2 separate regions of the Homo sapiens genome follow, and region 2 is linked to region 1. Evidence: chromatin loops called from intact Hi-C (ENCODE). Cell type or tissue: left ventricle myocardium inferior. All regions are shown on one strand. Each heading gives the region's core, and the rest is flanking DNA. Links, peaks and the distances in the headings are about the cores only.

What was found. A loop is a pair of places that touch in the nucleus more often than their neighbours do. Peaks named below come from ENCODE experiments on the same cell type or tissue, not always from the same donor. Only the 100,000 strongest peaks of a DNase experiment are listed, where the experiment ranks them.
Region 2: a loop joins it to region 1, with 8 times the contacts of the local background. A loop is called at or near these places in 65 of 110 quality-filtered maps.

What each region holds. Positions count from the first base shown.
Region 1 is chr3:22,944,266-22,959,912 of GRCh38, reverse strand. No RefSeq gene overlaps it. Among named protein-coding and RNA genes, the nearest start is that of UBE2E2-DT, 250 kb to the left of the region's middle. RefSeq lists an enhancer at 1-73. In left ventricle myocardium inferior, for the core only: no CTCF peak of the experiment used is centred there; DNase peaks (open chromatin) are centred at 7,622 and 7,872; H3K27ac peaks cover 574 bases.
Region 2 is chr3:22,555,144-22,570,790 of GRCh38, reverse strand. No RefSeq gene overlaps it. Among named protein-coding and RNA genes, the nearest start is that of ZNF385D-AS2, 610 kb to the right of the region's middle. In left ventricle myocardium inferior, for the core only: CTCF peaks have their summits at 6,322 and 6,521 (motif pointing left); no DNase peak of the experiment used is centred there.

The DNA of each region.
Region 1 (15,647 bases), core at 3,597-11,596:
CCACCCCTTTCGGACTCCATCTCATGCCTCTCTCCCCAGAGACTGACTGTGGTAGCCACATGCCTTCTGATAGGCCCTAGAATGGGTCTTTTCTGGCCTCAGGGACTTCCCACTTCTGTTCCTCTGTCCTTCCAGAGACTTGCATGCCTGCCTCCTACTCATTCTTTGAAATTCAGTTTCAGTGTCACCCTCTAGACAGTCATTTCCTGACATGTACTGAATGTCGGCTGGCCTGCCTTCCCTTCTGCCATTCTTCTCCATCCTTGTTCTCTGTTTATTCCTACTTAGAATTTATCACAAGCTGTACTTCTTTTGTTCACCTATATGTTTCCTGTTTATTACATGGCTTCTATATTTGATGTACATTAGAGCAGAAACCTTGTCTATGTAAACACTGCAGTATCTGTAGTGCCTAGCACAATTCCTGGCACCAAGTATGTGTGCAATAAATATTTGTTGAAGGAATGAGTCTTTATAATTGAAACTTTGGGAATGTGTCTGGGTCCAGAGATTCTCTGGAACAATAGCCACAGAAACAGTTTTGAAACATTGGCCTCCCATCTCAGTGATTTTTCCTCATGGTTTGAAGGGCCTCCTAATTCCCCAACAATACACATGCTATTCCTACTCTACCCCAAAAGAGGCAGCAAGTGATGCACAATGAAATCTATAGCACTACCAGAACAGACTAATAGCGGCATGGTTCGACAAACAAAATTAATATTAAGCAAAATATGCCAACATCTTCCACTGCTATCTGCATTATTTGACCTGTGAGCATGCGACCTTGTGTCTGAGGAACAGCTTCTTCAGCCCCAACAGTTGGTGCTGAGATCTAATGATGGAGTCACCAGCATCACAGTTTGGAAGGTGCTGATAGGACAGGCTCCCAGAGATCCTATCTGTCAGCTGAAAGAGGATGTGCCATCTTTCTATACAAGGCCTTCAAAGAGGCATTGACTTCTTCACTCTTGGGGCCATCTTTGAGTAGGGGTAAGCAGCTCCCAGTAAGACCAGATCTCATGCTGATGTGGGTACTCACAGAAAATCCCTGGTGCTTCTAAAACCATATCCTAAAACTCATTAAGCTTGGGTTCCTGCCAAGTTTTATATTATTTCACTTCATATAATATGTTTCACTGTGTATTTGTGTCTTGTAAATAGTTTCTGATTTTTTCAGTAATGACTGGTAATTATTCAACCTTGCTCATTTGCTCCTTCTTCCCAGGAAACTTTTTCAAAGTTGTATATTTATTTATCAAGAAAATGAACATTCGCTTTCTAAAAATGTACTCATGGAAGACTCCCCAAAGAAACGGATTTGATCCTTTCATAGGAAGAAAGCTGACACATTATCTATTGGAATGATTATTCTAAAAGCCACAATCACATACTGTAAAATTTGCAAAATGATGAAAGAAGTTAATGTTTGAATATATATTGTTTATCATTCTCAGGGACCACTTTGTCAGGATGTGGTATTAAAAAATGTTCTTGTATTTCTGAGAGTTAGGAAAAAAAATCAATTACAATTGAAATAGACTATGGATTCTTCTCATAGGCCACAGCTTAGTGGGGAGCAGAGTCCAGATTTTTAAAGAAAATAATTCATGACCCTTGCTAAAGATGGGAAGGGGGTCATGGCAATATGTACAGGGACCACTGCAATGGGGTCTTGCAGTGGGGAAGAGATTGAACTCAACTCCCTCTCCAGCAAGGACAAGTGGGGATTTTTAATCAAGGAGCAGGATGGGGTCAGTGAGTGGAAAATTACTAAGAGGAAACATCAAGGATAAGGGGAGGTCAGATACCAAAGGTGGCGGATTTTCACTAAACTGACTACGCAGGATTCTTGCTCAAACTGGATTCTATGAGGACAGATAGGGAAGCCCAAGGTAGAGCCTAGTTAAGCAGAGGACTCAGAAGAGACTGACTAAAGTTCTGATCAAAGAAGAGGTATACGTCAAGGTATACGTGGCACTATGATTCAAAGTGCCTGTGGCAGATTGATTAAAAACATGGCCCTAAGTCTCCACATATCCATGTACACATACCTTTTGCAGTGAGACTTTGTGACAACTATTACAAGGTGGAGTCTATCTCCTCCTCCCCTTTGAATCAGAGCTTATCTTGTCACTTGCTCTGCCCAGCAGAAAGTGGCTGAAATTACATGTGTCAGTTCTAAGCCTTAGATCCCAAAAGGCCCTTTGTGCTTCTCCTCTTGCTAGTGTCCCTCTTCCTTTAACATGAACAAGCGTGACCCAGCCTGCTGGAAGGTAAGAGATCATTTATGGCAGAACTCAGTTATCTAGATGAGGACATCATAGACGCCAGAGCCCAGCTAACCTACCTGCTAACTGCAGCCAATGAACACATCTGGCTGAGATCAGAAAAACCTGGGCCAGACCAGAGGAACTGTCTGATTAATCTGAAGAACCACGAGCAATAATAGATGGTTATTGTTTACAGCCGCTTAATTTTAGGTTGGTTTGTTACACAGCATTACTGTGACAATAGCTAATATTTGATATTGGACATGGGCTTCTGGGTGACAGCAACAGTGGTACATATTTTGGATATTGGCAATTTTATAGCTCTGGTTATAATAACTAGTTTTAGATAATAGTGGCTTTGTGGTATTGGAAGCTCAGTAGTGGCATTTGGAGGTATTTCTGGCAACGTGGCTAATATTGGTGGCTTTGATGATTATGGTCCTTGTGCTTTTAGGTGGTTATTGGTATTGGCAGAACTTGATAGGACTACCCATGTAGTATATTGGGGAACTCAGTTTTTCTGCCAGGTTTTGGCACAGTTTGATAATTAAATGACAACCTCTAATGCCACTAAGTTCTAGTGGAAGCTCACTATACATTGTTCTTGGTTTCTCGCTAGGCTGGGGAAGATAAGACAGTGGTGGGGGAGGGGTTTCTTCTTACTGCTTGTGTGCACTACAGGAGGATTGCAAGGGATTCCTGGTCATTGCAGTGTATGTGAGGTGGTTAGCCTTGGCCATGCCAATCTCCATCTAATAGACACAGATGCCAGAAGTGGGCACATTCTTACATCTATTCTCATGACTTTTCAGCAAGAATGCCTTCTGTAGGCCTCAGTTCAGCCTTCGTAAGAAGGGCTAGTACAATTGGTGACAGGTATCTGCTCATTGTTTTCTGTTGCAAGTGCATGCAGTGGTGAGAGGCAGAGCTGCACCTGTACTTCAGCAGGCCGAGCACTCCATCCATGGTACTCCACCCAGGGGAACCCTGGCCCCATCACTGAAATGGTCCTATTATAAAGGAGAGCTGGTTGTGTTTGCATTTGTTTTCCACATAATTGCTCTGCCTATATGTTCATCTTAACTGTGGGGCACCACAGCCTCTTTAAGAATCCTTCCGTATTTTCTGAGGCTATTTTCCATTTTTATTAGCTTTGTGGACAAATAGTTAACAAAGCCCTTTCCCTTTTTGAATGAGAATTTGACCTCTGGTTAACCCTTTAGCTCAATTCCCCTGGTAACTTGACAATGACAGAATGTCAACTGTGTTTCCAGGCAGAATTGCTTGTGCCAAAAATGACCTTTGATTGTCAACTTGTATCTGGACTGGGAGGGCTATAAACTATAAATACTATATAGGGAAGCTATGCTTTGGACTCCCCTAAGAGTTGTGACTCTTACCTGAGCATCTATCTTGCAGGAACCTTGGAAGCTATGGATCCTATGGGCTGGCAGCTTTTAGGCCAGAGTGGATCCTATGTCTACCCACTGTGTGTCTCATCTCCTTGTACTTCAGCTGCTAGACTACTAAAAGGATTTCTATAGAACCGGAATCCCTGAAGCTATACTTTTGGCAAGCTCTGGTTTTTGTCCATAATGTAATAGATGGATGCTGAGTGTAGCCTGTGGCATTTTTGTGAATCTGAATATTTAGTTGAACCCAAGAAGATCTTCAGTGTGTGTTGCAGACTTGGTGTTCTTCCCCTAGGTCCAGCTGCTGATACACCTGAGAGCCTCTCTGGCCTGAGAGGACTCCATGACAGAAGCATTGGGCTGTGTATGTGTGTTTGGGGTGACTCATCATGCATGAGATATAAACCAGGAGATTAGTGGCAGGATGCTTATTCGCTTGGGATTCCAGACCATGGCCCTAGCGCATGGACACAAGTTAGAAGAACATCTAACTTGCCTAACTGTAACAACCCTAATCCAACTAACATAGATTAGGTAGAGAGGGGTTTTGGGGAAGGATGCTGAGAACCTTGGGGAACAATTATGTTGCTGGTGGTAATGGCCAAGGATGGCTATTTCTTATAAAACTAAAGAGCACTCACAACACGGAGTTCTCAGGAACCACAAGGCCAGGCATAGGAAAAGTAAAATAATTAACCAGGAGCTTGTGGCCCATCTTAGGCGGGTCTCTAATCATAGGCGGGCTTTCTTTTTGAAGAATCCTAGCCCTACTCCCTTGAATGTCTGCCCCTTGCCTAGAGAGGGCAATCAGGCAGGAGAAGGAAATAAAGGTATTCAATTAGGAAAAGAGGAAGTCAAATTATCCCTGTTTGCAGATGACATGATTGTATATCTAGAAAACCCCATCATCTCAGCTGAAAAATCTCCTTAAGCTGATAAGCAACTTCAGCAAAGTCTCAGGATACAAAATCAATGTGCAAAAATCATAAGCATTCTTATACAGCAATAACAGACAAACAGAGAGCCAAATCATGAGTGAACTCCCATTCACAATTGCTTCAAAGAGAATAAACTACCTAGGAATCCAACTTACAAGGGATGTGAAGGACCTCTTTAAGGAGAACTACAAATCACTGCTCAACGAAATAAAAGAGGATACAAACAAATGGAAGAACATTCCATGCTCATGGGTAGGAAGAATCAATATCGTGAAAATGGCCATACCACCCAAGGTAATTTATAGATTCAATGCCATCCCCATCAAGCTACCAATGACCTTCTTCACAGAATTGGAAAAAACTACTTTAAAGTTCATATGGAACCAAAAAAGAGCCCGCATCGCCAAGTCAATCCTAAGCCAAAAGAACAAAGCTAGAGGCATCATGCTACCTGACTTCAAACTATACTACAAGGCTACAGTAACCAAAACAGCATGGTACTGGTACCAAAACAGAGATATAGACCAATGGAATAGAACAGAGCCCTCAGAAATAATGCCACATACCTACAACTATCTGATCTTTGACAAACCTGAGAAAAACAGGAAATGGGGAAAGGATTCCCTATTTAATAAATGGTGCTGGGAAAACTGGCTAGCCATATGTAGAAAGCTGAAACTGGATCCCTTCCTTAAACCTTATACAAAAATTTATTCAAGATGGATTAAAGACTTACGTATTAGACCTAAAACCATAAAAACCCTAGAAGAAAACCTAGGCAATACCATTCAGGACATAGGCATGGGCAAGGGCTTCATGTCTAAAACACCAAAAGCAATGGCAGCAAAAGCCAAAATTGACAATGGGATCTAATTAAACTAAAGAGCTTCTGCACAGCAAAAGAAACCACCATCAGAGTGAACAGGCAACCTACAGATTGGGAGAAAATTTTTGCAACCTACTCATCTGACAAAGGGCTAATATCCAGAATCTACAATGAACTCCAACAAATTTACAAGAAGAAAACAAACAGCCCCATCAAAAAGTGGGCGAAGGATATGAGCAGACACTTCTCAAAAGAAGACATTTATGCAGCCAAAAAACACATGAAAAAAATGCTCATCATCACTGGCCATCAGAGAAATGCAAATCAAAACCACAATGAGATACCATCTCACGCCAGTTAGAATGGTGATCATTAAAAAGTCAGGAAACAAGAGGTGCTGGAGAGGATGTGGAGAAATAGGAACATTTTTTCACTGTTGGTGGGACTGTAAACTAGTTCAACCATTGTGGAAGTCGGTGTGGCGATTCCTCAGGGATCTAGAACTAGAAATACCATTTGAACCCAGCCATCCCATTACTGGGTATATACCCAAAGGATTATAAATCATGCTGCTATAAAGACACATGCACACGTATGTTTATTGCGGCACTATTCACAATAGCAAAGTCTTGGAACCAACCCAAATGTCCAACATGATAGACTGGATTAAGAAAATGTGGCACATATACACCATGGAATACTATGCAGCCATAAAAAAAGGATGAGTTCATGTCCTTTGTAGGGCCATGGATGAAGCTGGAAACCATTATTCTCAGCAAACTGTCGCAAGGACAAAAAAGCAAACACTGCATGTTCTCACTCATAGGTGGGAATTGATCAAAGAGAACACATGGACACAGGAAGGGGAACATCACACACCGGGGCCTGTTGTGGGGTGGGGGTATGGGGGAGGGATAGCATTAGGAGATATACCTAATGCTAAATGATGAGTTAATGGGTGCAGCACACCAACATGGCACATGTATAAATATGTCACAAACCTGCATGTTGTGCACATGTACCCCAAAACTGAAAGTATAATAATAAAACAAAAGAAGGAAGAGAAAAAGTACATTAAAAAAAAAAAAAAAGAATCCTATCCTTACTCCCTTGAATGTCTGCCCCTTGCCTAGAGAGGGTATGTGGATCTCGGCAGGATGATTCAAGTGCTCAAACAATGACTTTTCGAGTCTTTATCTCGAGGCTCTGTCTAATGCTCAGTCAGACTTTCTGTATGAAGAGATAGAGATGGTTACAGTAGCTCCAGGCTTCCATCTTACTAGGTTGGTAACTGTACAGAGAAGAGCATGCTTCTTTCCCTTCATTCTAGCAAATGTGGCTAACGTTCATTGCTCTGGCTTGGAGTGCATGGGCTTCCTGATTAATCACAGAGGCCAGTGTGATGAAAGCTTTTATCTGGCCACCCAGGGGCAGGCAGTTAGGAACATTTGAATCCCGTAGCCTGAGATTGGAGAAGAGTAGTTTCCTAAAGGAGAATTGGGGGGCTGGGATTTTAAAAAGTAGGAAGGGATGCTGGGAAGGCTGAACAATTGGTGTCCACTTTATTAAAGTGAGTTCCTCGCACTTTAATATGCATACCTGGGGGATCTTGTTAAAATGCCGGATCCGATTCCTAGATGGTATGGTTTGGATGTTTTGTCTGCTCTAAATCTCATGTGAAAATGTGACCTCCAATGTTGGAGGTAGGGCTTAGTGGGAGGTGTTCAGGTCATGGGGGTGGATCCCCTCATGGATGGCTTGGTGCCCTCCTTGAGAGAATGAGTGTGTTCTCACTCCATGAGTTCATATGAGATCTGGTTGTTTAAAAGAGCCTGGAACTTCCTCGTCTGTCTCTTGCTCCCTTTGTCACCACGTGATACACTGGCTCCCACTTTTCCCTCTGCCATGACTGTAAGCTTCCTGAGGCCCACAGCAGATGTGGGTGCTATGCTTTTACAGCCTGCAGAACTGTGAGCCAAAATAAACCTCTTTTCTTTATAAATTACCCAACCTCAGGTATTCCTTTATAGCAATGCAAATGAACTAATGCATTAGATCTGGTGAGGGGCCTGAGATTCTGTGATTCAAACAAGGTCCCAGGTATTTCTAATGTTGCTGGTTCAGGGACCTTGCATTGAATGGCAAGGCAGTAGAGGGTGAGGTCACTGCACAGCTGGAAACCATCTCCTGTTGTTAAAGAAGACATGTGGATAGCTGCCTCTCATAGGGATTTGGGTAGCAGTCAAATAGCATCCTCAGTGTAACACAGGGTGTGAGAAAGCTTATTGGAGGGGTCTGTTCTAAATGACTAGGCCTAGTGGGGCAGGTTGCATGACCCAGGAATGCTAATGTTGGCAGTTTCTTTTTGTGCTGCAGCAGCACTTGCAAAAGCACATTATGCTGTTAAATGAATTACACACAGTGAGTTAATCACAGGCCTACACTGCCAACAGGCAGCTCCCACTGGAATGAATTTGGACAGGGAGAGTTTAAAAAAATAGCCAAACTGCAGGATAATATGTAACCAGAAATATTGTCAAAATGGGCCATAAAAGGATGTTTGGGAAAGTTAATTTTTAAATATATGCTCCAACTCTGTGGTGTAGACTCCCTAGATGACTGAGAGCACCATTTCTCCTCCTGCTACGGTTCTCCCCCAGGCTGTATTTGGAAAATATTGATTTCTCTCCTTGATTTGTTTAACAGCAAATTCAACAACAACAAGTTTCAACTTGCTGACTAGAATTTTCATAGCATGAACATAATCAGACACAGCTAATAGCAGGGAAGCCAATTGTCTTCTAAATTGATTTTTCTTTTATGTTAGAAGAATAAATGGTGGTGCTTCTCAAAATATTTCAGGGCCAAATTTTTGAGACCAGAATTCGAAAGATTAATTACAAAATTATGGAGGGATACAAACTCTCAAAATTTAAAACATACTGCAATTTAGGACCTAGCTATTTTTCAGGCAGTCACTGGTCATTTTGATTTCAAAGATAGAAATTAGAATTGGTGGCATAGACCAATATATATATAAAGGAATTGTTTTAAATTGTATTTTAATTTACTTTCTCTAGCTTCTCATAGTTTTTTTTTTTTTTTTTAAGGGAATTGAAGGTTTAGTGTACAAGCACTAAACCAACTGTTTTTCATTTTTCACCTTACTTAAATGACAAATATAATGCAGTCAGCATAATGCATATTAGATGGTTTCAGCAAACAAGATGCTCACAGCACATTTGACCTGTCCTTGGATCTGTTTACTTTTTTTTGGAGTGGGGCAAGGAAGGGGGAGAAGGAAGTTTACTCCATAGCTTGGAGCTTCATAATGCTTGAACGCCTATTTGTTCCTGACACTGAAGTGCAGTGAGAAGGCACCTCAAGGGTTTGAGTTGCAAGCCCTGAGCTTTTGTTTATGATGAGTTGATATTGATGGGTTCATCTCTTTTCCACTTAATGTTTCTCGACGAGAATAGAAATGCAAGGCTATCTCAGTGTTCACGTCTCACAAATATAATTTGCAAATAAGATTAAGAAAATGAGATGGAATGTGGTCTTCATAACTAGACAAGTTACATTTCTTAAGAGATCTGTCCTGATGACCTATTTAATGCCACTGTGGAACCTCCCTCCCTATCTCACTGTAGCCCTGATCTCCCTGACTCTGAGCTATTTTTTCCATAGTACTCCTCCTCTCATATAATTTCTCATTTATTTATTATTGTCATTGACTCTCTCCCTCCTCTAGAATGTCAGCTCCATAAGAGCAGGGAAGTTTTGTTCACTGATGTATCCTGCATGCCTGGGACAGTGTCTGACCCTTGATAGATCTTCAGTAAATGAATTAATGAATACATTTCTCTAAGTCCATTCTCATTTCTTAGAACAGGTTGAAATTTCAAAAGAAATACAGCCACCTACTTATACCATGTCTTAAACACACTAAAGATATTTTTTCCAGCTGAAGAAAAAAATGTTTTGTCACGCATCATAAGATACCATTTGATTATGGCATCAATAAAAGTTCATTTGATAAAATAAAATTTTGATTCCCGTGTAGATCAATTAGCTTTTCCTAAGGTTCAGTTAAATCAGTTTCTCAACCTTGGCAGTATAATGATGTTTGTTATGGAGAGTGTGTTGTGCATTGTGGGATATTTAGTAGCATCCCTAGCCTTGACCTAATAAGGATTAATGTCACCCTCTCCCTTCTGGTTGTGGCAACCAAAAGTGTCTCCAGATATTGTCAAATATCCACCATTTGGAACCACTTAGTTAAACCAATCAACCTAATTTTAAATAGGCGTACTGGCTTGCAAATATTTATCTTTAATCTTTGAAGAGAGAATAGCTGTCTTTTATCAAGCACTTGTGTGGTAGGCAGAATAATGGCCCCCAATAATGTTCATACCCAAATCCTGGGTATGAATGTGTTACCATACATGGCACAAAAGGCTTTGCAGATGTGATTAAGATTAAGGAACTTGAGGTGAGGAGATCATTCTAGATTATGCAGGTGGGCCCAGTCTCATCACATGAGCATTTAAAACCTGAGACTCTTTTAGACTGTGGTAAGAATACATCAGTGATAGGATAGGATGTGGATAGGATACCTCAGTGAACAAAACTTTCCTGCTCTTATGGAGCTGACATTCTAGAGGAGAGAGACAGTCAATGAGTATAATAAATAAATGAGAAATTATATGAGATGAGAAATGCTATGGAAAAAATAGCTCAGAGTCAGGGAGATCAGGGCTACAGTGGGACAGGGAGGGAGGTTCCACAGTGGCATTAAATAGGTGGTCAGGACAGATCTCCTTAAGAAATGTAACTTGTCTAGTTATGAAGACCACATTTGTGTCTGCGATTTATGATCTCAGAAGAGGTATGAGGGAAATGTGATGTGACAAGTACTGAACCCTTTGTTGCTCACTTTGAAGATCTAGGAAGGGGGATAAGAGCCAAGGAATGCTATGACCTGTAGAAGCTGAAGTGACCTTCAATTGACAGCCATCAGGAAAATAGGGATCTTGGTCCTACGACTGCAAGGAGCTTAATTCTGCCAACAAATGGGCAAGGAATGGATCCTTCCCTAGACCTACAGGAAGGAATGCAGCCCTGCTGACATCTTGATTTTAGCCTCTCAGGACCCATGTTGGACTTCTGACCTATAGAACTCTAAGATGAAAATTTGTGTTAAGCCAGGAAGTTTATGGTACTTTGTTCCAGTAATAACAGAATTTATCACACTGAGACCTTTGCACAATAACTTTCTATCTTCTCATTTTATAGAGGATGTAGGCTGAATTGTGTCCCCACCAATTCATATGTTAAAGTCCTAACCTCCAGTACCTCACAATGTGATTGTGGTTTGGAGATGGGGTCTTTAAAGTGGTAATTAAGGTTAAATGAAGTCAATAATATGAGCCCTAATCCAATATGACTGGTGTTCTTATAAGAAGAGATTAAGACTCAGACACACACAGAGGAAGACCAGGTGAAGGGAAGACTGTGGAGGAGATGGCCATCTGTGGGTCAAGTGAGGCCTTCAAAAGGAATCCACCCTGCTGACACATTGATCTTGGGCTTCTAGCCTTCAGAACTGTGAGGAAAAATATTTCTATTGTTTAAGCCACGGAGTCTGTCGTACTTTGTTATGGCAATCCTGAAAACTAACTCAATAGATGATGAAAGAGACTCAGAACATGAATAAATTTCTCTAGGACATATAGCTAGTACAGGTGGGATTGGAGTCTCTGCAATCCATGATGTTGATGTATGCAATAAGTGGTTCTAACTGCGTTAAGTTTATGGATGACCCAGAGCATTCTAACTGTTGCCAGTTTGTAGAGGAAAAGTTTGAGACCTGTGTTCAAATTCTGCTGTGACTACTAGTTGTTGTGTCTTGAGTGACATGTTGATCTCAGAGGCCCAGTTTGCTCATAACTAAAATGGTTTTTAGCTTCTTTCCAAGATTACTTTGTGAACTACATAGATAATGACTGCAAATGCATTTTGTTATACACCAAGCACTGTGCAAATGTGAGGTGGTATTATTAAAATGTTACTGTTGCTGGAAAAGAAATCGAGTGAATGTTTTCTGACAGCACCTTTCAGACCTTCTTCTAGGTATGTTTAGGGAATGTCCACTCTTTGAAATGCAAGAGACAACATAGAAAATATTGTTTAACTCACAGGAACAAGAATGTGCAAGAATCAGTGTTTCCTTTCTGTGTTTCCTTCTAAAAGGCAATTCGCATGTATTTTATTGTTTGGAATTCCCAGTGGAGGCATTATTAAGTGCACTGTTCAGAGTCAGTGGGAAGAACAACAGCTGTTTAAAAAAAAGAAGGGGAACTGTCTACTCTAATTTAGGTTGTCTGGTTTATTATGGGATAAGAGTAAAAAACAAACAGAAAAGGACTGTCTTGTTAACTTGTGGCAAAGTTAACAAGACAGCTTTCCCACAGGAGAGCAATGTGTTCCATGAGTCTGTGGTTCCACGTAATGTTCTTCTAAGGGGGGAAAGCATTTATTTTGATTTGGAACTCTGCAAGCTTCTTGTCTTGTATCCACTTTCACAAATGACAGTCTTTGTATCCAAAATAACAGAAGTTTCAAGTGGCTCAAAGGGATCTACCAGCCACATTGTTTGTTTTAATGGTGCCCTTTAGCAGGGAATTGTACAGCCACTCTCACTCTACCACCACATTCCTGATGAAGGCAAATTTAGCATCAACATGGGGAGCTGACATACTTTCTTGTACATGTTCCTAAAGTAATATTACCAATTGATTCTGGCATCAGTTAGCTACACATTTGCCATCTGCTTTCTAGAATGTCCTCTCCTCCTTCCCTGCCTAGGGTACTTCTATTCAAACTTCAATTCCTAGCTTGACTTTCAACTTGTGTGTGAAACCTTTTCCATCTTTTCCAGATACTGTAAATTCCCTCTCTTGCTTGTGTGCCTGTGACACCTTATTCAGATCTTCAATATACTATTTAATATCTTATAAGGCAATGATTTATTTGTAATTTCGGGCAATAATGATTTGTGAGGTTTTCAATCACAGATATATTTTGTGTTCCTAGCACTGTGTCTCAAACATAGCAGTTGTATAATATATTAATAAATTCCAAATCAAAGTAAGGGCCTAGGATGATGTGTAACAACAGCTATCATTTATTTAGCAATTTCTATAAGCTAGTAACTCATGATCTCATTTATCCCAGCAGTCCTATAAGGTGGCCTTTATGTTCACTATTTTATAGATTAGGAAATTGAGGCCTGAGGCTAGGTGACTTGCCCAAGGTCATCTGGCTTTTAAGGAACAGAGAGGTTTCTAACTAAAGTGAATAATGATGTGCATTTATATGGAAGATGGGTGATAGCTGATATAAACCCAAGCAAAATGGAAAGGGAATTTTTTTGTCCTTAACATCATTTTACTTCCATTTATTCTTTTTCTCTCTCCTGCTTTTTAATGTGCCTTTTGTACACCCATTAAGGCCTGGTGTTGTAGATTGAATTATTGGTCACAATTCTCATCATCTTTATGAATTATAAATCCATACCTTTGGTCATGTGACTTTGAAGTATCTTCCACTAGAGTGGGCAGAATATTTTTCTCCACTCCATTGATGTTGGGCTTGGCCACATTACTTGCTTTGGTCCATGGATTGTGGGTAGAGGTGACAATGGGCCAGTTCTGAGCTGAGACCTTAAGAGGCATTGTGTGTTGTGAGTTTCTGCTCACCTCTCTTTCAATTCCTAATGAGAAGAACTTGCCTTGAGTAGCCACAGGTCCAAGGAAGGTAAAAGACATGCGGAGGAGGCATGAACTTTATCTGAAGTTCGAAGCTGAGATGTCTCAGCTTACTGGTAGAGTAGACCGTGTAATGAGAGAAATAAATGTTTGCTTTATTGTAATCCACTGAGACTTTGGGATTGTTTGTTACACAGAAAGATCTGGTTAATATACTTGGCCTCCTAAAAGTACTCTATAATCACGGTTGCTATCTCCTTCTGCCTTAGCTAATCAATCAAAAGGAAAGGAAAATCCCATTTATCTAGCAGGCGTAAGCATGTAAACTCCATAAAGGCATCCGAGAGACTGACACATAATGTGAGCTCAAAAATGAATGTGAAAACCCTTTTTTTAAAATTTTTTTATTTTTTTAGATGGAATCTCGCTGTTTCGCCCAGGCCAGAGTGCAGTGGCGCTATCTCGGCTCACTGCAAGCTCCGCCTCCCGGGTTCACGCCATTCTCCTGCCTCAGCCTCCCGAGTAGCTGGGACTACAGGCGCCCGCCACCGCGCCCGGCTAATTTTTTGTATTTTTAGTAGAGACGGGTTTCACCGTGTTAGCCGAGATGGTCTCAATCTCTTGACCTCGTGATCCACCCGCCTCGGCCTCCCAAAGTGCTGGGATTACAGGCGTGAGCCACCGCGCCCAGACGAAAACCCTTTTTAAAAGTTACAAGTTTCTCTGAATGTTTTCCCGCTCTCTCCTTGCCCATCTCCGCTGCTTTAATGACACTTCTGGCTCCTTTAAAGCCTGCTGTCTAGTTCCAGCACTAGAAAGTATTTCAGGAGTACTTACCTACAATGTTGGCTTCTTTATCGCTTTTCAGAGAGAAAGAATTTCCTCTGAAAAGGGCTTTTCTTCTACCACTGTGGCTCCTGCCACCTCCTACCATTTGACCACACACTGTGCAAAGCGTGTATGTGTTTAAGTCCCACACTTCAATATGCTTGCAGGCCCGCCTTCCCTAGAGCTCAGATACCAATCAGGGTCGGGGGAGGGGGACATGCCCAGAGCACCAATTCCTCAGACAGAGCTCACCTCCTATCTTGTTCTCTCTACTCCATCACACACATCCCCCACTTTCTCTCCTCCCTTTCCGTCTTCCCTCCCTAATTCCAGGTCATAATCAGCTGTTTGAAACAAGTATAGTGTTTCCCTTTAAATCTTTTGCTACATGTGTGCAACATCATTGAGTCCTTATAATGATCCATAAAGGTAGTCATTACTTTTCCTGATTTTATAGATAAAATATTAATATTTTAGCTCATTAAGGTTGGAAGCTAAGTTGGAATCCTAGGCCTGTATGACTGTATCCAGTAGATATATGATTTTAAAACTTTTCTCTAGCACCTGGAGTCTTTTTTTAATGTATAAATTAAAACTTACATAGTGTCCTTTATTCACAGAATGGCTTGGGCTGCAAGTGATAAAACCCTGATTCAAGCTGGCTTGGATAACGGGGAGAATTAAAAATCTCACCTAACAGAAAGTCCAGAGGTGATATGAACTTCAGCACGGTGCATCAGGGCTCCAGTCACACTTCTGCATGGCTCTGTCCTGGTTCTTTCTTCCTCTGTGTGACACATGTATCCTCAGGCTGGGAGCAAGATGGCAGTAGTGGTTTTAGGCATCCCATTTAGACTGCAAAACCTACAGCTGGAGTTGGGGTGGTCTTATCTTATGAGGGAGGAATGTTTCTCCGAAGTTCCCCAGCAGACGTCACTTTATGTTTCATTGCCTACATCTGGGTCACGTGTTAGCTTTAAAGAAATTACTCCCAAGGGGTCATCCTAATTGGCATGTACAAGTAAGGTTCACTCTGGAGCTAACAAGATGGCTCCCTTTGCCACCTGTGGTTGTAAAATTCTAAGGTGGCCCCTAAGATTCCCACCCCATGGTGAGCATATCTTGTATAATATCTTATCCTTGAGTGGGGGTGGAACCTGTGAACCTGATGAATATGACAGGATAATCATTCCCTTGTCTAGATTATGTTATATGGCAAATGGTGGTTATGTTATATAAGACTCTGTCATAGCACACTGGAGAGATTAAGCTCACTGGAGAGATTCTAAGCTACTAGCTTTGGAGATGGCAGGGGTCATCGTCCTATGGCAAGGATCTGAGAGTGTTCTGTAGGAACTGAGAGCAGTCCTCGACAGCCAGCTAGCTACCACATTCTTCCAACAATCTGAGTGAGTGTAGAAGCAGATTATTCCCCAGAAGCTCCAGAAAGGAGTGTAGTGTGACTGACATCCAGATTTCACCATGTACAATGCTGAGCAAAGAATCCAGCCACGCCATGCCAAGTTCTGATGTAGAACTGTGAACTAATCAATGGGTGTTGTTTTAAGCCACTAAATGATAACTTATATGAAGCAACAGAA
Region 2 (15,647 bases), core at 3,521-11,520, 390 kb after region 1:
TTATTTGTCTATAATTTGGAAAACTCAAATGATGATTAATTTTGGAAGGGAATGGGGCATTGGTCCTTAAAAATGTATTCCTTCTGTTTTATCTCAATATACAGGTGAACCATAAATAACGATTTTAAAAATATATGATCATATTGCTGAGATGTTATGGCATCTTGCTTTTCTGCAATACAAATTTTGCATATATTTTCTTCCATAAATACTCATTGCTTTATGCACAAAACCCACAATTCACTATTTCATGAAATGATTTAATGGTCCATTTTTATAATAATGCAGATTTAGGTGCATAATACAGAATAAAAGTAAATTTTTTTTCTCTAAGTCATAGAACCGGTAAATTGCTTCATAATGTTTCCTTGCTAGGATAATTTCCTTTGAATTGATAACTTATTTTTAAGGCTTCTTGTAAAAGTATAATTGTGAGTCAAAATGGTTCACACAAATTAGATTTGTTTGTTTTGCATATTTTGAATTATGTCAGAAATAGCCTTATATTATTCTCTTATAGTCTTTTTTATATAATAATAATAGTCATAATTCAATAGAGCAAAACAAATTGAATGCAATTCCCAAATACCACATGACAACTTTGTCTCATATCAGTTTTCTTTTATGTGCTAAAAAGTGACTAAATAAACTAAAAAAGTTTTAGGATTAAAAGACATATAATTAAAAACTATATTTTTGGGGGGAATGATGTCAACAGATGAAAATCACGCAGCAGAGAAATGAATGTTAAGTGGACATATTGAAAATTGTATTCATTCAACACTGATCCCGTAAAGGCCCATTAAAAACTCAGCTGATTAGCCTCAAGGAGAAGCTTGAGGTTTTAAACTCAGGACTGAAGGAATGATTGTCAGGCTTAAACAAACACCTTTGCCAGCACCCTGTTGCCTGAGGACAAGTTCAGAGTCCTGTAGCATTGACAGTTGGGCCCCAGTGTTTCCAGTCTTCAGCACAGTGTGGTAATTATGGGTAAGACAGACCTGGTTCAAATTTGTGTCGTGCTCTGGCACTGCACTAAGAAATAATTTCACATTCCTCTGAAGTCCTGTAACAATAGCCCTGGTGTTTCTGTTTCAATGACATAACATGTTACCTTGAATTAGGATATTTGAGTTCGTATCTTGTTTCTTCTCCTGGACAGACTCTATATGCTTTGAAGGATAAGAATAGTGTTTTATTTACTTTTGCAACTCCCAATACCATTTAGTTCAGTATGTACACAATACATATGGACTGAAAGAATCTACGAAAGGAAATAAACGTGTCTTTTGAGAATTATACAACAAGAACAAGAAAATCCATCAATCAACCAAACAGAGAATAATTATAAAGTTTTATTTGCTATAGAAGTTATAGAAAACTATGGAGCTAAGAAATGCCTATTACAATTTATTCAGTTCTACCATAACTAGCCTAGCTGAGGTGTATGGAACAGTAACCCAACAGGTTAAGAAGACAGTATTTCTTCCTAAGTCTTTTTTTTTCTTCTTCATCTTTGTAAACTAATTAATATTACTAGTAAAATAACTTTGACTCCAAATTGTTTACCTAAGCAAATTAGTATCTGACACTTTGAGAACTAATGACTAGACTACTACTTCCTAATCATGCCTTATGGTCACCATCAGCTAGAGCTGACTACTCAAAGTCTGGTCCTGTAACCAGTGTTTTTCATATTCCCTGGGGTCTTGCTAGAAATGCGGATTTTAGGTGCCACTGCAGATGCATTGAGTCTGAAGCTACACTCTAACAAGTTCCCTAGGTGATTAGTTTGAGCATTAACATTTGAGAAGTATTGACCTTAGACATTTGTTCAAAGTACTGATTGTCAGGCCCTCTGTTGCAGATTCTAATGTACTAGGCAGTTTCTGCAAATCGGTATTTTTAGTACCAGTGATTTTTTAAAAATTAGAGAGCATAGTTACAAAATACCAAACTGGTCCATTCAGGGACAGAATATTTTAAATAATAACCTTACAAGTCTACTTCTCTTTATACAGTTCCAATGTTATATAGGTGGAAGGGAAGAAATCAAGAAAAGGAACAAATATCTACTATGGAACATTTAGGCCCACGCAGTTAATCTGCAACTGGGATGTTTGATGTTTCTGAAGTGCAATCCTGTAATTAGGAGATAAACTTTTATTTATTTATTTTTAGCTTTAACTCTTTTTGATGAAGATATGCTAACATTGTATTTTATACTTTTTTTACTTTGGCAACATAATTCATTTTGTAAGGATGATGTTATCAGTTTTACGTGCATATTTGTGCTATGATGTTATAAAACAGTACCTTGTGGCATCTCAGGTATGTACTGATGTCCATTTACATAAGGAATGATCCAAACAGATGGACAAAGTATATTATACATACATGAAGTGTGTGTGTAATTTAATATATGCATATATATTCACAAATAAAAATGCATGTATACATTTTGATGTATGTGCTTGTAAATGGATATCAGTACAAAATACCCAACACAGTTTACTAATGTGATTGTTTTATCAAAATCCTTGCAGGAAGGAATGGCTTTAAATCAGTTTTTTTTTCCTTTTCAGGTCTTATAATCATTTTAAAGCTATAATAATAAATTTACTTAGTTAGGCCTATTGCCAAAATAATGAAGGACAGGTCTGAATCAAATACACTAAATTTGCTTTCAGCACTTGCCACAATGAGAAGAGCTTGTTTCAAAGCAATACAATGGTACCAAGGTGAATGGGGAGTTCTGGTGAATCTGCGGCCTTCCTGGGAAAGTTGTTTGGAACTAAAAAGCAGTAAGCACAGAGAATATATTAGAAGATTTCCTCCTGTAAAAATAATGAACTGACAAAGTATTTGCTGAGATCAAACCTTTTAACCTCAGAAACAAAGGCTCTATGAAAACAATGCCAAAGAGTGACCATAACGAAACATTCTCCTTTACCTCCTCTGTGACGCTTCTGTGTACTCACAGTTGTCATTTTTCCCAAAGGTAGCCTCAGTGTGATGTTAGGAGTAGTCTGTTTGAGTTTATGGTTTTTAATACTGATGATTTGGGGCGATTATGGAAGCTTGCCTGAAACTTTCCTACTTCCTATAAAACACTTCCCTTATCTACATGAATACTTTGTAGTGCATTCACTATTTACTCATAAACATGCTTTCCTTATTCTGTAATTTTTTAATCTAAATCTTAATACTTCAATTCCTTTGAGTGGGGACCATATCATTTAAATCCCATAGACACTACTTATGTAGTATTAGATGCTGAATACACTTTGCCTAGATGTAACGAGGTGGAAATATGCTACTTGGCAGTTTAAAATTCATTCCACAAAGATTTATTCAGTATTTACCATATAATATGGACTGCCCTAAGTGGTGGGGAGAGAAGATAGATGTGATCCTGTCTCTTAGAGAGCTTAATGTGAATGGTGGAGATGGGCAAGTAAGAAGACAACAGAGTGACATATATTCTGATGGAAAAAGGAGAGGTCTTATCGGCAACTCAGGATGGGGAATGGAGGAAAATTTCCAGAAGTGCTCTAAGTGGGCATCTTTAAAATAGTAGGAGACAGAGAATAGAAACTGCTGTGGATGGATCCCAGGCAGAAGGCAGAGCATGTACAAGTCTCCTACACTGAGAGAACATGGAAAGTTTAAAGACATAAAAGAAATTCAATGTGGTGGGAGGGTATGTCCTAGAGGTAATAACACCTGACATTTGTAAAGTTTACAACCACATCCTCATGCATTATCTAGCTTACTACTCAGGACAATCTCAGCTGACATGTAAGTAAGTTTAATAGAGATGAAGTAAATTCCTTGCTCAAAATTACAGTTGAACCTCAACTTTCTCGTGCTGAATTCACATTTCATTCTATTGTTATCTTTTGTATTCTAGTATATTGTCCTTGAATATTTATAAATAATGTATATGCCATTCAATGTATATGAAATCATCAATCATTCTTAGAATTTAATGAAATCTAGTTATTTATTCAGCAGTTACCTCTTCCTCCACATTTTTTTAAAAAAAAAAAAAAAAAAAGACTGTTTCTAGGGACTGTGAGACACCAACCTCAGGAGAGACACCTGGAGAGGTTAATTAACACAGAATTGATAATTAAAATCCAATAATAAAATTATACATTATTGGGCCGTAAATCTCACAGAAAGGTACAGATTTAATGGGTGTCAGGAAAGACCAGCATTTTAGCAATTATTTGTGGGGATAGAATCTTACCCTAATTCTAATTTTATAGACCTATCTGTTAAAAGAGTTTTATTTAGCAAGTGGTTTTGAATTGTGTCTTCAGCTTTTTATCACAGACTGGCATTTAAAGTATAAATAAGATAAACCTAAACTTTAAAAACTTTGATCTTCATGCTTTTTAAAAAAAAAATAGCTTAAAATAGTGAGGCCTAGAGAAAAATACCAGCTTTGAAACCCATCTGCTCACTTATAAGGAAAATCCCCTCTTTGAGCCTCGGTTTCCTGATCTACAACAAAATATACCTTCTAAAGTTATTGTGAGAATTAAACAAATAGTAACTATTTTATATTAATCTAAAATCTAATTACTCAGTAATAAATTTTTGAATTTATTCAGTTCTTACTAAAGTACCCATATCTCTTTAAACTTGAAAGAAAAATAAGACTCGAGATGAAGGTACTTTTTGAAATATAAATTATTATACAAATGTATCTAGAACACAGCGTGGTAAATGGAAGATACTAAAAAAATTATTAGGTGAATTATTTTACCATTAATAGAAAAGCAGACCAAAGATGTACAAATTCAAAACATTAATTGGGGAAGAAAGCAACCCAGGAAAAGAGTGGTATGGATACAAAAAGAGGTCTTATCTAATTCTCATAAGAAAAATCACCTTAAAAGTGGCAATAAAACAAAAGCAGGACGTGTGTTCTCAACATCATACCTGAGCATTGTTTAACAAGCCCACCCAAGGATTATTTAATTTCCTAGGAGAATATATCCTTGTTTTATTACTACTGATTGATTACTATTGATTATGGCCCAGGCTTTATGAAGTTGACATGTTAATTTGTAGATTTTTGTCTCATAGAGAAGAAATTTTCTAGTACAGATGCAAATGAATAGATAACCCCAATGGTTATAGTTTAATTGTCCTGTAGAAGATTAACCCATCTCTTCTCTAACTTAGCAAGCCTATTTCAGCAGATCTTCTTTGACAGGATATATGAATCTCTGTTTCTCAAGTGCTATTTGAACCAGCTTTATCATCCTCCTGGTTGCCTCACTTGTGAAATAAATAAGTCTTTGATATATATATTGTATATTTGTAAAATGCTTTTAGCTATTTGAAAATTAAGCTTGGCAATGAAAATTTACTTACCATTGAAAGTTTCCACAACAATGTAGGAAAGAAAGATAAGGACACTCTTAAACTTTCAACTGTTAAACACTATCCTTCATGAACAGGGTGAGTAAAGACATAAGGCCATGTGCAGTGGCTCACACCTGTAATCCCAGCAATTTGGGAGGCCAAGGTAGGCAGATCACATGAGGCCAGGAGTTCGAGACCAGCCTGGCCAACATGGTGAAACCCCATCTCTACTAAAAATACAAAAATTAGCTGGGATGGCAGCATGGGCCTGTAATCCCAGCTACTTGGGAGGCTGAGGCAGGAGAATCGCTTGAACCTGGGAGGCGGAGGTTGCAGTGAGCCAAGATCGCTCGTGCCACTGCACTCCAGCCTGGGCAACAGAGTGAGACTCTTGTTTCAAACAAAACAAAACAAAACAAAACAAAAAACAAAAAAAACCATGAAGCATTGCCTTATTTCTGAAACTTGTTTGGCCTTATATAGGTAGCATAATGAGGAAATGAAATGTTTTATTAAAAGAAAAAGGTAACAAATCACACAATTACTTTGAGATAATAATACAAATGAGACACATTGGGAGGTATGAATTATTGCTTAAAGCTACATAAATATTCTAGTAAGCATGTGTAATGAGATGCACTGTGGAGAATTTCTTTTTGCTTTTATTTGTCCATTTGGTTTGTTTTGGTCTAGGGAGAGATACCAGAAAGTTTTCTGAAGAGAGTCAGGGGATTCTAGATGGTACAGAATTTTGGAAGCATTTAAATTTACTGTTAGGAAGGTGACCAAGTAACCTCATTGTTCAAGGAAGGGACAGTAGTCTTACATTTTAGATATGTAAGGTTTGAAGGAGAAGCCCAGGAAGAGACTGTGAGAAGGAAGATGTATGTGGTTCTGGGCTCTGAATTTGTGGTTTTGTGATTACTTCACTCACCCTGAACAAGAATTCTGCAGTAGGCTGCAGCCTGGCCTGGGACAGCACCTGGAAACGTGGGGGACCTCTGTGGGTGGTTTTGTGTCAGAACCCATGATGCCAACAGGAATCTAGGAACCAAAGCTGCGCTTTGCTCCTGCCTCCGCCTTTCAGACCAAGTGCTACTCTGTGGACAGTGCTCCCCCTTGTGCTCTTATCAGGAGATGCACATTAATTCCTCTAACTGCCCTGGTTTTTATTGTCGGAGTCTCCCTCTGTCGCCCAGGCTGGAGTGCAGTGGTGCGATCTCTGCTCACTGCAACCTCTGCCTGCCGGGTTCTAGCAATTCTCCTGCCTCAGCCTCCCGAGTAGCTGGGATTACAGGCGCACGCTGCCACGCCCCGCTAATTTTTTTGTATTTTAGTAGAGACGGGATTTCATTGTGTTCCTAGTCTCGAACTCCTGAGCTCAGGCAGTCCACCCGCTTCGGCCTCCCAAAGTGCTAGGATTACAGGCGTGAGCCACCGTGCCCGGCCAACTCCCCTGGTTTTTATGTCAGGGAGAATCTGGTGTCAGGAGCGTACTTTGGTCAGGCTTAATAGAAGAACTGAGGAGATGATACGGGTAGTAATGGAAAGTTAGAGAAATGTCATTGTCAAACATTCTGTAAAAGATCAGAATACTTAGAATGAGTGGAAGCTTTTAAGATAATATAAAAAATTTGCTCAGGAGATGAATGAATGATAAAGGAATGAATCCAAGCTATGAGTGTGTGTGTATGTGTGTAGATTTCGAGGTAAGATGATATGTAATAGCATAAAGACTAGTCCAAGGGTGTATTTCATATTTATGACAATAATATGTTAGTATTAATTAGTATTATCGGAGGAGTAGAACCTTTACATTTAATTTTAAAATCATCACATGAATATACCAGGGTCTGTATTAGTTTCTATCACGGTAATACAATTTACCAACAATTTGGTGGCTTAAAACAACACAAATTTATTATTTTACAGTGCTGGAGATTAGAACTCTGAAATGGGTCTCACTAAGCTAAAATCAAGATTTTGGCAGGGCTGCCTTTCTTCTGCAGGCTCTAGGGGAAAATCCATTTCCTTGCTTTGCCTTTCCTAGCTTCTAGAATCTCCCTGAATTCCTCATTTCATGGCCCCCTTCTGTCTCTAAAGCCAGCAGTGGCTGGTCCAGTTTTCCTTAGGCTGCGTCACTCTGGCACTGACCTTCTGCCTCATTCTACTACATTTGATCCTTGTGATTACGCTGGGCCCTCTGGGGTAGTCCAGGATAATTTCTTTATATTAAGGTCAGCTGATTAGCCATCTTAATTCCATCTGCAACCTTAACTTCACTTTGCCATGTAAAATAGCATAATCATAGTTTCCAGGGATTAGAATATGGACATCTTTGAGTGGGGACATTATTCTTCCTACCAGTCACAAAGGCAGGTTGAACAAGACAGCATATGAGAAACATGGAGTATGTTTCACTGGATCAAAAAATAGCATATACAATTTTTAACTCTGTTTATTGGCTTCATTGACTTTTTTTAGTGCATTGTGTTTGTAAAAATCTGTGATTACTACTTGGGATTTTTCTTTCTTTCTTTTTTTTTTTTTTTTTTTTTGAGAAGGAGTCTCGCTCTGTCTCCCAGGCTGGAGTGCAGTGGCGCGATTTCGGCTCACTGCAAGCTCCGCCTCCCGGGTTCACGCCATTCTCTTGCCTCAGCCTCCTGAGTAGCTGGGACTACAGGCGCCCGCCACTGCGCCCGGCTAATTTTTTGTGTTTTTAGTAGAGACAGGGTTTCACCGTGATAGGCATGATGGTCTGGATCTCCTGACCTCGTGATCCACTCGCCTCGGCCTCCCAAAGTGCTGGGCTTACAGGCGTGAGCCACCGCGCCCGGCCGGGATTTTTCAAATCAAGTTCATTGTGATAATATGGTAAGTTAGTTTTAGATAGGTTTTTAAATACTTAATATAATTTTATCTGGATAAAAGTAGATTTATTTTCTTTTTACTGATTATAAACTAATATCTGCTCTTTATATAATTACAAGAAGATAACAGAGAAACAGAAAAGGTAAGAAATAGAAAAGTTTTGTGGGGTATAAAGAAGGCCAGGTGCAGTGGCTCATACCTGTAATCCCAGCAATTTGGGAGGCTGAGGTTTGAGGATTGCTTGAGCTCATGGGTTTGAGACAAGCCTGGGCAACATAGTGAGACTCCATCTCTACAAAAAAAGCTTAACAAATTAGCTGAGTGTGGTGGCACACACCTGTAGTCCCAGTTACTCAGGAGGCTAAGGTGGGAGGATCACTTGAGCCTGGGAGGTTGAGGCTGCACTGAGCCATGATTGCACCATTGCACTCCAGTCTGGGTGACAGAGTGAGATCCTGTCTCAGAAAAAAAGAGAAACATAAAAAATAAAGGCAACTCATTCATAGTCCTGTTATAGACAATTCAAAGTGTGTTTTAGAGTTTCTTTGAAGATACACTGATAGGCCTAAAAACATATAGCAATATCCGTTTGTTTAGATAAATGGGCTTATCCTTTATTCATGTCAATAAATATAGTTCTGCATCATGATTTTTATTGCTTTTCAGGACTCCTTTGTGTGATGTATCATTATTTAAATAATCTTATTGTTTGAGATTTTACACAATTCTTACTTTTCTCCCTTTAAAAATACTGTAATTAAATGAAATAAAGTAAATACTATTATTAACATTTTATGGATATTTATTTGGTACATTTTCTGTTGATTTCCTTAGGATAAATTCTAGAAGTAGGTTAAATTGTATCAATTTAAATTGTCCCTTTTTCTCAAGGATATAAATGAATAAAACAGCTAACAAGCCTGGAGAATAGAGATTTTATTATAACATTGGATGATGTAAAATGTATTGCAGAATAGAAGAAAGACTTTTGCACATAAAGTTTGAATGTCTATTGTTCATGTAGTTGCATTATACTCTAGTACAAACTGATTTTATTAATTTGTTTAAATCTCACTTTCATTCTTTCCTTGGGAGTAATACGTGCATCCTGAGACTAATAGGCAATGAGATTCTTGCACAGGAAGTGAAAATGAGCTACAAAAAATAATTTTACTCTATTTTGAAAAAGAAGACCCAGAAATGTAGCTAACAGCCCGTTATATGCTATGGGTCCTTTAGGTCATGTCTTTGGGCCTTTGCTTGTCAAAGGATGGGGCTGAAAAGATGATTGATTTTCTTCTGGCTGTAACATTCTACTAGTCTTCAGTGCTCAGCGTTAAATGAAATGATGTTTTGATGTTGAAAATACTAGTTTACATTATTTATTTATGCACCCTCTTTATTTCCAAAAAGGCCTGGAGCAACATACAATAAAAACTTGAATATAATAAGGCCAAGAATCACTCTGTAATAAAAGTCGAGCCACTCAAACTTTGTGCATCAGTTTTATTGGTGGAAAGGGAATCTGAAAAAAACATAATACACAGCTGTCAAGTGGATTATATGGAATGATGTATATAAAATTTCCTGCGTTGTTCGTGGTCTGTAGTTCCCATCTCTATCCTCCCAGGTAAAAAACGGAAGACAGGGAAATATTGTAACAAAACTCTGAGCGAAGAACATGGCAGTCATTAAACACAAAAATAGGCCCAACTTGGTGCTGCCCGGTAGCAAAATCGAAAAAGAGACAGATATTTTTCTGACCATAAGTCACCTATAGATCTCACCAGTAGAGTCTTTATACATAACATTGCATAACTTGAGGCATATCTTTAATAACAATTCTATCAAAATATATTTTCTATATAAAAGGTTCATTAAAGATTTTTAAATTCAAAACATAGTATCTTCTGGAAATACTGAAAAACGATTGCAGATATATTTATCTAATATTTGATACCTCCTGTAGCCAGTAAGTCCTGGCAAATTTCCTAAACCTTAATTTAACACATTTAAAAATAAATTCTTGTGAGTAGAGAATTTCAAACATGTTTATAGTCTATGACCTACTAATTTAGCCCGAGAAGAAGCTAGCCTAAGGTTAAATCAAATACAAAATCCAGAGAAAGGCTTAAGTCATTCAAATATTTATTGCTGCATTATTTTTAATAGATAAACATTACACATGACCTAAAGAAACCAAAGTCTGATAATGGGTAACAAATAAATGCTGATACATAGAGCTGACATATGTGATACATGCAAGTATCAGAATTTTCTTCCTTTTTGAGGCTAAATAATCAATTGCGTGTATATGCTACGTTTTATGTGTCCATCCATTAATGGACACGTGGGTTACTTCTGCCTTTTGGCTATTGTGAATAATGCTGCTATGAACACTGGTGTACAGTCTGTCTTTGAAACCCTGCTTTTAATTATTTTGGGCATATACCTTGAAATGGAATTGCTAGATTATATGGTAACTTTTACATTTTTGAGGAACTGTTATATTGATTTTCATAATGGCTGTACCATTTTACATTCCCACCAATCATGTACAAGAGTTTCAATTTCTCTACATCCTCGTCATCCTTTGGTATGTCCTGTTTTTTTTTTTTGTTTTCATACTGGATGTCCTAATGGGTATGAAGTAGTAACTCATGGTGGTTTTGTTGTGCGTTTTCCTAATGACAATGATGTTGAGCCTCTTTTCATATGCTTCTTAGCAATTTGTATATCTTCTTTGGAGAAAAGTCTGTTCAAGTGCTTTGCCCATTTTTAAACTATTTGTTTTTGAGTTGTAGGAGCTCTTCATTTGTTTGGTGATTTGAAGATATATGATTTATAAATACTGTCTTTCATTCCATGGGTTGCCTTTTCACTCTGTTGATTGTGTCCTTTGATGAGGAAATGTTAAATTTTGATGTAGTCCAGTTTATCTAGTTATGCTTTCATAACATACTTACCTAACATAATTTAGAATACAGTGCAATGATAGTTATAAAATGTATAACATGAATAGGATCATGTTAACGGAAAAAGTAGGAAAAAAAACTGTAAATAAGAAATCCCTAATTTAAAACATCAAAAACTAATGAATTAAGTCCCACAATGGTAAACTGAATTTTTATTTCTGAAATAGACGGTGTTCATGTTATGTATGCTGTACTTAGGTTCTAAAAGCACATTTCACACTATTTAAATAGAATAGTTTATCAGAAAACAAGTCAAACAGAAATACATGCTTTTTAAAGAATGCTTTAATCGTATACCACCAAGTATTTAAATTATAAGGCACAATACATTTATTTATGTAGTAATATATTATCCAACATATTATTGGATAATAATATTGGTAACTTTTTTGCACAAGTTATTTGAGGCTTCTTAAAATGCTAGGCAGGTTTTATTAAAGATGACTCTCTTCCTATTTATTCTACTTATTTGTATTTCTACTTATCCTTATTTGTAGCAATACAGGCATGCTTCATCATGTCAAGAAACTTTGTACTACATTCAAATTTTACCTCATACATTTATACATTCGTCTATTCAATTATTTTATTTTCAAATGTTTGCTGTGGATATGATGGTGAACAAGAGACATAATGTGTCTGTCCTCATGGAGCTTACATTTTATTAGGGGAAGATAGATATTATACATGGAATAGGTAAGCAAATCTGGCAATGTCAGAGAGGGAAAGTTTCTATGAAGGCAATAAAGTAGGAATAGCAACAGAGAAGGGGAGAACTATTCTCCAGAATGCTGGCATTGCTTATTTTACTTGTATCTATATCTAGGAGAATACTGAAAAGTTTTCTGTTAGCTAAAGTATGGTTTTCATGCTTAGTTCTTTTTTAAAAAAATCTTCAACAGTTCTTACTTTTCCATTTCAATAAGAATTTCAATGCTAAAATTTTTGGATCCAATAATTCAAACCACGAAAGAAACTTTTAGTTCTAGGATATGTGTAATGTGTGTAATGTTTGTCACAGTTTCAGTGATACTTATTATAGCATAAAGTTTCAAGATCTTGACCAAACTTAGGGCAGAGTTTTTTCCAAATTCCTTTATGATTGAACTATGGCTGAATATGATACTAGGCCTGCCAAGTTCTGTTGTTTGGTGAGAAAATTTTGTGGTATCAGTGTCACCAAGACTGTTTCAACTGTCTAGTATACAGGTATAGGAATTTACATCATCTGATTCTAGAACAATAGAATAAAAAGTTTTCCTATTTCCTACATTAGCAAAACAGCTTTCTTATCATCATTGGTTCTATGGGCCTAGCACTATCATGGGCTTCAAGCATCTCTTTGCTTGCCTTGAAGGAGAGCACTCACTGTGCAATGGGACCATTTTATCTCACAGAGTAGATTTAGAATCTTTTATTCTTGATTCTTGTTGACTCAAACCATCAAGAATTAATTTCCCAAATAAAAGATTTCATTGACTTTTTTTGGTTTTTAATTTTATGGGCCATGCATGTGCTGTCCATTTCAAGTACAGCAAAGCAAAGGAAATTCACAAATTGAAGAAGATCTACAAAATTAAAAAGTAATTATGAAATAAATGTTTGCATTGTATATACATGGTTGTAGATTGGCTTATGTGTCCCAATATGGAAAACATACTTAAGTAGCAATCTTTTGGCAATGGTATATGTGAGTTTTGGTGAGTACTGCAGTTTTAAGTTAGAAGGGTTATAAATATAGGGGTCACATGTCAAGCTGTTTTAAGGCAGATACTCTCTATTTAACATGATCTAAACTTCAGGTTAAAAGAATCTGCACCCATAACAAAATATTTATAGTCTCAGATTCCTAAGAGAATAAATGATATCTTTTGGTTCTCTGACCCCACCTTCTCAGATAGCTTCTTGAAGAAAGCAGAAGCTTACTCATTAAAAAGTAAGTGCCATGAAGTAGCAAATTTGGAGGTGGAAATTAGGAAGAAATATCCTTGGGTCCTGAAAGATATGGAAATAGATTTAAAACACATTATTGAGAAAACTAGGAATAGGGAGAAGGGGTGAAATTCTATTTGTTCTTTTTCAATTTGAATTTAAGTGATTCATGTATTACTTGTATTGAAAGGAGAGAATAGAAGTATCAAGTTGTTTTCCCTTATGTTTTTCTGCAGGTTGTGAAAAACAAACTATTAGAATATTAGAATTAACAGGAATTACAATCCTCATCTCCACCTCCGCATTTCGTAGATGGGAAAAGAGAGGTGCAGCCATGAGGTGACCTACCAAGGTCACAGAGCTAGCTTGACACAGCTAGGTTCCTCCACTGTCTCCCCTTCTCTGGCTGCAGGGAAGAGTTCAGCCTGGGTAAGACAGCCTCACTCTTCCATTTTTCAGCCTGAGTAATGAGGAGGGTGGAGATGGAAATGGCTATATCTGTGACGTGAATGTTGTTTTCACTGCCTCTATACAAGTGAGTTATTTTCATTCCTTCCTGATGTCCTTGATTTTTAATTGTAAAATGAGTGACACTTTGAACTCCCTTATAGTTTGGCTTTATTTTCTGCTACCACCAGTATGTACAAATTGTACAAATTGGAATCTTTCTCAGAGTATCTGAAGCTCTACTTTCTATCAGAAAAAGAAAAGCTGACAGGCAGTTTAGATGTATCTTTTCCTTTTTCTTTTGTGAGCGTCTTGTTGCACTGCAGGTCAATTGTCAGAAATATTTATTTAGCTGAAGTTCTCTTTCTGAGCCGACTGAGGCAAAAAGTGGTTGATTGAAAAGTCAGTGTACATGGGTTCACCACTCTGCAATCAACAGGACAATCAAAGGTGCTGGAGTGTTTTTTTTTCCAGGTTCAGGTTGCACTGCATCATGCTTGTACATACGATGCTCAGCATTTGAAGTTTAAATATTGCTGGGACTAAGAAGCCACATAAATATGACCTGAACTCTGATTGCCACCAAATTGGAATGGCATGTCTAAAGATTTTAGAGTCAGCCTTGAGTTTTGTGGCTTTACAAATTTGTAGAAGCTTTGCGAGTGTAAATAAAACTTGGAGTTTCACTCAAAATCCTGAGGAATGAATACATATATGCATAGACATACACACTTCATTGTAGCAAGCCGCTGAGGAAAACTGACAGTGCCTTGCGCTTAGAGAAGATAAAGGAGAAACACATGTACGTTGCAAGTCACAATTAAAATTCAGGAGCAGAAAAGAATTTACTTTCTATCTTTTCTGACCGTTAGTTGGAGGTTGGTTGGTTGAGGTTTTTGGCCTGTGTACAGACTTGTTATCTGAGGGTACAGTGCAGGAAAACTCATTTAGTCATCATCATCATCACCAAAATCACCACTGCCATTCTGCCACCAAATACCCGTTGCTGATTTGAGAACCTGCCACATAAGGGCATAGCACAAACAGCATGAATTGGCAGAAAGAGCTTATTCTTCTTTAAATTTTCATGGCTGGGCAATTGGCTAAGTTGCAATTTTCAAGTGACCTTCTCTCACTAAACCATATGCACACATACTCGGTCATGTAACAGCAGTCCTTTTTGAACATCTACTGTTTGTCAAGCACTTACAGGCACTAGGCATCTCTACTGTTGAATGTGATAGACATGCTCCATGCTCTTGTGGAGCTTAGAGGAGATGATAAAACAATTTTAAAGTGCTAAGTGCTCTGAGCTTGTGCAGTCCAGAAAATGTCACCAAGGAGAGAATACTTGAGCTGAGTCTGCAGGGCTTAGGCAGCATCATGTGAATATCTGGGGCAAGTCTTGCAAGGCAGAGGGAAAAGCAAGAGACAGAGCTTTAAAATAGAAATAAGCTTGAAGTATTTGAAGAACATAAAGAAGGCTAGTATAGTGGGACTATTGAAAGCAAGGAAGTAGATGGAAGAAAATGAGATTAGAGAGGTATGGGAGGGCTTGGTCTGGCTGGGCTACATAGAGAATAGTGAGGGTTCATGCTGGCACACCCCTGGAGGGTTTAAGCAGGGGGTGAGATCGGACTGCGTTTTAGAAATGTAAGGAATAGATTGATTGCAAAGTGGATGATAATGTGTGTTTCGTGAGGAAGGGATTTGTATCTGTTTCATTCACTGCTGTATCTCCAGCCCTGGAACAGTGCCTGGCAAATAAGAGGTGTGTGAGAAGTACCTGTTGAATGTACAGATAGGTATGTGTGTGTGTTCTTATGATTTTTTTTGTATTTTATTTTATTTTTAATTTTATTATTATACTTTAAGTTTTAGGGTACATGTGCACAACGTGAAGGTTTGTTACATATGTATACATGTGCCATGTTGGTGTGCTGCACCCATTAACTCGTCATTTAGCATTAGGTATATCTCCTAATGCTATCCCTCCCTCCTCCCCCCACCCCACAACAGTCCCCAGTGTGTGATGTTCCC